2 separate regions of the Homo sapiens genome follow, and region 2 is linked to region 1. The links are chromatin loops, found by intact Hi-C in ENCODE. Cell type or tissue: CD4-positive, alpha-beta T cell. All regions are shown on one strand. Region 1 overlaps SETD2 (SET domain containing 2, histone lysine methyltransferase). Region 2 overlaps CCDC12 (coiled-coil domain containing 12).

Region 1 (2,500 bases):
TCTATGTTATTTTGTGTCTCGGTAGGTTTTTTTTTAATTGCTGAGTAGTCCATTGTATTCATGTACCATAGTTTATAAATTCATCATTTCAGAGACATTTGGCTATTGTGAATGTTGCTGCTATGTACAAGTCTTATGTGAATATTCTCCCTCTTTGTGTTTTTTTTTTTTTTTTTTTTTTTTGAGACGGTGTCTTGCCCTGTTGCCCAGGCTGGAGTGCAGTGGCGTAGTCTCAGCTCACTCCCACCTCTGCCTCCTGGGTTCAAGCGATTCTCCTGCCTCAGCCTCCTGAGTAGCTGGGATTACAGGCACACACCACCAGGCCCAGCTAATTGTATTTGTAGTAGAGATGGGTATTTCACAATGTTGGCCAGGCTGGTCTTGAACTCCTGACCTCAGGTGATCTGCCTGCCTCATCATGCCTGGCCTCTCCCTCATTTTTGAAAGGAAGTTTTTTTGGGGAAATAGTTTCTCTCAACATTCTGACTCTATTTATTCTTCAGTTTTCTGGCTTCCCTTAACTGGTTTTGTGAGACTTGGTCTAATTTTCATCCTTCTTTAATCGGGCTTTTCTCTTGGTCTGCTTTTAAGAGGCTCTCTTTGTATATGTCTTTCTGCTGTATGTTTTTATGAGGATTTCTTTTTCTTTTCCCAGTTGGAATTCATTGGACTTTTGAATTTGAAGGTTATTTTTCAACTATTTCTCTTCATATCTAATCTCCTGCTTAACCGTACTGTGGAATTTAGGGACAATAAATTGGATTGAGTATTGGATTATTTCTTGGTTTATGACACTTATTTTGTTTTTTATTTTAATTTTAGAATTTGTGATTATAGAAATGTCCCCAGCTATAAAGAATAGGATGCTGTATCTATCTTTAATCTTAAAATTCTAGAAACTAAGGGTAGAGATGAAATTAGAGATGAAATTATTTTCATCTCTTTGTCAATTCCTTGGGATTCTGTTCTGTGTGCAAGACAAGCTGAGTAATTTTGAGTATAGTTGTAAACCAGTGCCAAATAGGGTTTGATGTGGTTAGTGGTTTAGTCATGAGTGACATAATACTTATTAGTGCTTTGATTGTGTCTATGATTTAGGGAGCAACTTTTTGTGGTCCTTATTTTCTTTCTAGATATGATACACCAACTTCTAAAAAGAAAGTACGAATTAAAGACCGCAATAAACTTTCTACAGAGGAACGCCGGAAGTTGTTTGAGCAAGAGGTGGCTCAACGGGAGGCTCAGAAACAACAGCAACAGATGCAGAACCTGGGAATGACATCACCACTGCCCTATGACTCTCTTGGTTATAATGCCCCGCATCATCCCTTTGCTGGTTACCCACCAGGTTATCCCATGCAGGCCTATGTGGATCCCAGCAACCCTAATGCTGGAAAGGTGCTCCTGCCCACACCCAGCATGGACCCAGTGTGTTCTCCTGCTCCTTATGATCATGCTCAGCCCTTGGTGGGACATTCTACAGAACCCCTTTCTGCCCCTCCACCAGTACCAGTGGTGCCACATGTGGCAGCTCCTGTGGAAGTTTCCAGTTCCCAGTATGTGGCCCAGAGTGATGGTGTAGTACACCAAGACTCCAGCGTTGCTGTCTTGCCAGTGCCGGCCCCCGGCCCAGTTCAGGGACAGAATTATAGTGTTTGGGATTCAAACCAACAGTCTGTCAGTGTACAGCAGCAGTACTCTCCTGCACAGTCTCAAGCAACCATATATTATCAAGGACAGACATGTCCAACAGTCTATGGTGTGACATCACCTTATTCACAGACAACTCCACCAATTGTACAGGTAACTAATTCTGAAACTTTTCTTTTCTGCTTTATGGTCTGTTCATGGGATGTTAGTTAAATCTGGTATAGGGGAGGAAGTCTTACCATGGACTACTTGTATATATTGATCAACTTTATATGTATTGGTTATCTATTGTGTGAAATATTGCCAGAACTTGTCAGCTTAAGACAATAAGTAACTCAGAAGCAGCTTAGCAGGGTGGATCTGGCTCAGGGTTTTCCATGAAATTACAGTCAAGCTGTTGGCCATGGCTGCAGTCATCTGAAGGCTGAACTAGATATAGAGATTCACTTTCCAACCTACTCACATTGTTGTTAGCAGGCCTCCATTTCTCCCAAGGGAGAACCCTTCATCATGGTAATATTTTTGTGTTTTCTAAAAATCATGGTCAGGCCAGGCGTGGTAGCTCACACCTGTAATCCCAGCACTTTGGGAGGCCGAGGTGGACGGATCACCTGAAGTCAGGAGTTTGAGATCAGCCGGGCCAACATGGTGAAACCCCATCTCTACTAAAAAATAAAAAAAATTAGCCGGCCATGGTGGCTCATGCCTGTAATCCCAGCTACTTGGTAGGCTGAGGCAGGAGAATCGCTTGAACCCAGGAGGCAGAGGTTACAGTGAGCTGAGATAGCGTCACTGTACCCCAGCCTGGACAACAGGGCAAGATGCCATCTCAAAATAAATAAATAAATAA
Region 2 (2,500 bases), 110 kb after region 1:
TGGCCAGGCTGGTCTCGAACTCCTGACCTTATGATCCACCTGCCTTGGCCTCCCAAAGTGCTGGGATTACAGGCGTGAGCCACTGTGCCCGGCCAGCAGGCAGTTTTTCATGGTGCAGGGTCATGCGGGACCCTGTACCACATGGTGGACCCAAGTTGCCTTGTATAATCCTCACATGCCCCTGTTAAAGTAGTGCCAGCCCCACTTTGACAGGGGAGGAGACAGAGCCTCAGGGAGGTCCCACCACTGGTAAGCAGTGTGTCCTGATGTTCCCACCACCTGCCCAGTCCAGGGCTGCAGGCTGGGCTTCCTGCATACCACAGTGCCCCTACAGGGAGGACCCTGGAGGGAGTTTGGAGCCAGGCCAGACTTCCCAGAGGAACTCGTCCAGTCTGGCTGCATATGAAGGAAGGGGAAGAGACTGGTCTTTGCCCTGCCCTCTGTGTGACCTTTCAAGAGGTTATTTCCTGCTGGGGCCAGTGTGGGTGAAGTCTCAGGGCAGTGGGAGGGGCCTTTTGCATACTAATGGTTCTGGTTGTTCCCTCTGCTCTCTTCCCCCTCCGTCCCTCTGTCCCCACTGTCACTCATCCTTTAAGGTGACACTTCCTTTGGAAAGCCTCTGTAGACACCTCTTAATGCCACCCAAAAAAACACTGCCTTCCCTGGCTGTTGACACCTTCCCTTTTCCCCTGTGGGTCACCACCCCCTTGAGAATCTGAAGAGCTCCAGATTTCTCATCCACTAAGATTCACCTTCTCACACTCGCCTGTGTTTCTGTCTGGTCATTGACCTCTGGAATCTGTGCACCGAGGATAAGAACCCCTGCCCTGCTCTGTGGGCACTAGGTGCCTACTCGTTCCTCTTCCTCCTCAGTACCCAGCATGGAGTATCTGAGTACAGCATGGAGTACCACAGGGGAGCCAGTCAGTATTTGTCGACTGATAAAGTCTGCTGGAGGAGCTCTGTAGTGCCTCCCTTGAGCACTTGCAGCAAGAATAGGATCAGAGTTGACTTGGGCTGGCTCCCCACACTCCTGACAGACACATGGAGGATATCTGGGCAGGGCCGTGTGACGGGCCTGGCGAGGAGCTGCACTAGGCATGCCGTGGCCTGGCCCTTGAGGTGCCATATGGATGGTGGGGCCCAGCGTGCCTCTCTTCTGAGTGGAGCGGGCCCTCCTTTCCACCGCTGAGGGCACCTTGACAGGTGCTATCCCTTGGCACCAACCTTCGTCAGGCCTTGGGTGTCAAGCCTCACCGTTAGAATGCCTGAAGGCTGCCACACCCTTTCTCTTTGTCCCCTAAGTGCCACCACCTTTTTGTCAAAGGCGCCTTCCTTCCCCCAGTGAGTCACCAGCAGAACCTCAGTTGTTTCTGCTCCTCCCTGTCTCCCCACAGCGTTGAGGCACCTCCTTGTTCTAGTCCACCGCTGTTGACCTAGTTCCCGTCCTTATCTCCAGTCCTTATCTCTAGCCTCGCTGTTCTCCCAGCCTCCCGCTCAGCGCTTTGTTCTTGCTCTGCTCAGAAGCCTTTAGGGAACACATGAACCCACAGGAGAGCAGTGGCTCTTAGCTAATCCCAGCCTCTTGGATGGTAGTCACCACCTGTTCCTGCTGACTCTTGGTGAAGCACTGAATGGGGAATCAGATCTGTCTACACTGCACAGATCATCTGACGTCATCTCCTAATGTCTTGGTGAAGCAGGTATTACAACACTGCCCTGTCTGCTTACAGGATTGCTGAGAACATCTGATAAGGATGATGGGCATGGGAGCTTCCCATGACCTCTGCAGAGGCACACCGTTCTGGGCCTGTGCCCCGCTGGCTTTTCTGCAGCCCTTTCCTTCCTGCCCTGGCCTGATTCTCCCTGTTCTTCAGGCTCCCTAAGCTGCAGGCTTTTCTCCTTCATCATTTCCTTGTAATGGTGATATGATGTCAGTATGATTATCCTCATTTTTGTAGATGAGGAAACTGAGGCCAGACAGGTCATATAACTTGCCCAAGGTCACACAGCCAAGATGAAATGGAGCTGGGATTTCCCCGCTCCTGTGCACTCCTCTACCACAGTGCTGTGCCTGCTGTAGTTGGTGTCAGGCCTGTGGGTGCAAACTGGTACAACAAACGTCTGCCCTCTAGGAACTCTTGGTCTGGTCAGCAGATAGAGTGGATACTCGGACCAAGTCATCCTAGCAGCACATTGAGTGCAGGGGACCCAGAGTGAGGAGCTCTGCAGCCTGACGAGATCTCAGCCTGCCCAGGAGAAGCAGAGTCTCTCCCCCTTTCCCCCTGCCAGTCTCTGGGCAGTAGAGATCTGTGCAGTTTCTGGTCCCAGGCATGGTGGTGTTCAGCTCACTTCTTATCACTCCATCTTCAGGGTGAGTCAGACTCCGGGTGACTGCCCTACCCGCTAAGTGCCCTTGGAACACAGCTCCCACCACGGCAGCACCCGACAGGAAGTCCCTCCACCCCGGCATGGGGCTGCAGTGGCCCTGAGGATGGGC

The links. A loop is a pair of places that touch in the nucleus more often than their neighbours do. Peaks named below come from ENCODE experiments on the same cell type or tissue, not always from the same donor. Only the 100,000 strongest peaks of a DNase experiment are listed, where the experiment ranks them.
Region 2: a loop joins it to region 1, with 2.8 times the contacts of the local background. A loop is called at or near these places in 2 of 110 quality-filtered maps.

The regions. Positions count from the first base shown.
Region 1 is chr3:47,056,124-47,058,623 of GRCh38, reverse strand. It overlaps SETD2 (SET domain containing 2, histone lysine methyltransferase), which reads left to right. Exons shown (of 21, transcript NM_014159.7): 15 at 1,134-1,803. Among named protein-coding and RNA genes, the nearest start is that of NBEAL2, 78 kb to the right of the region's middle. In CD4-positive, alpha-beta T cell, no CTCF peak of the experiment used is centred here; a DNase peak (open chromatin) is centred at 1,103; H3K27ac peaks cover 1,043 bases.
Region 2 is chr3:46,947,341-46,949,840 of GRCh38, reverse strand. All of the region lies in intron 1 of CCDC12 (coiled-coil domain containing 12), which reads left to right. Among named protein-coding and RNA genes, the nearest start is that of CCDC12, 28 kb to the left of the region's middle. RefSeq lists a silencer at 1,308-1,602. In CD4-positive, alpha-beta T cell, no CTCF peak of the experiment used is centred here; DNase peaks (open chromatin) are centred at 460, 1,380, 2,070 and 2,420; H3K4me3 peaks cover 970 bases; H3K27ac peaks cover 2,500 bases.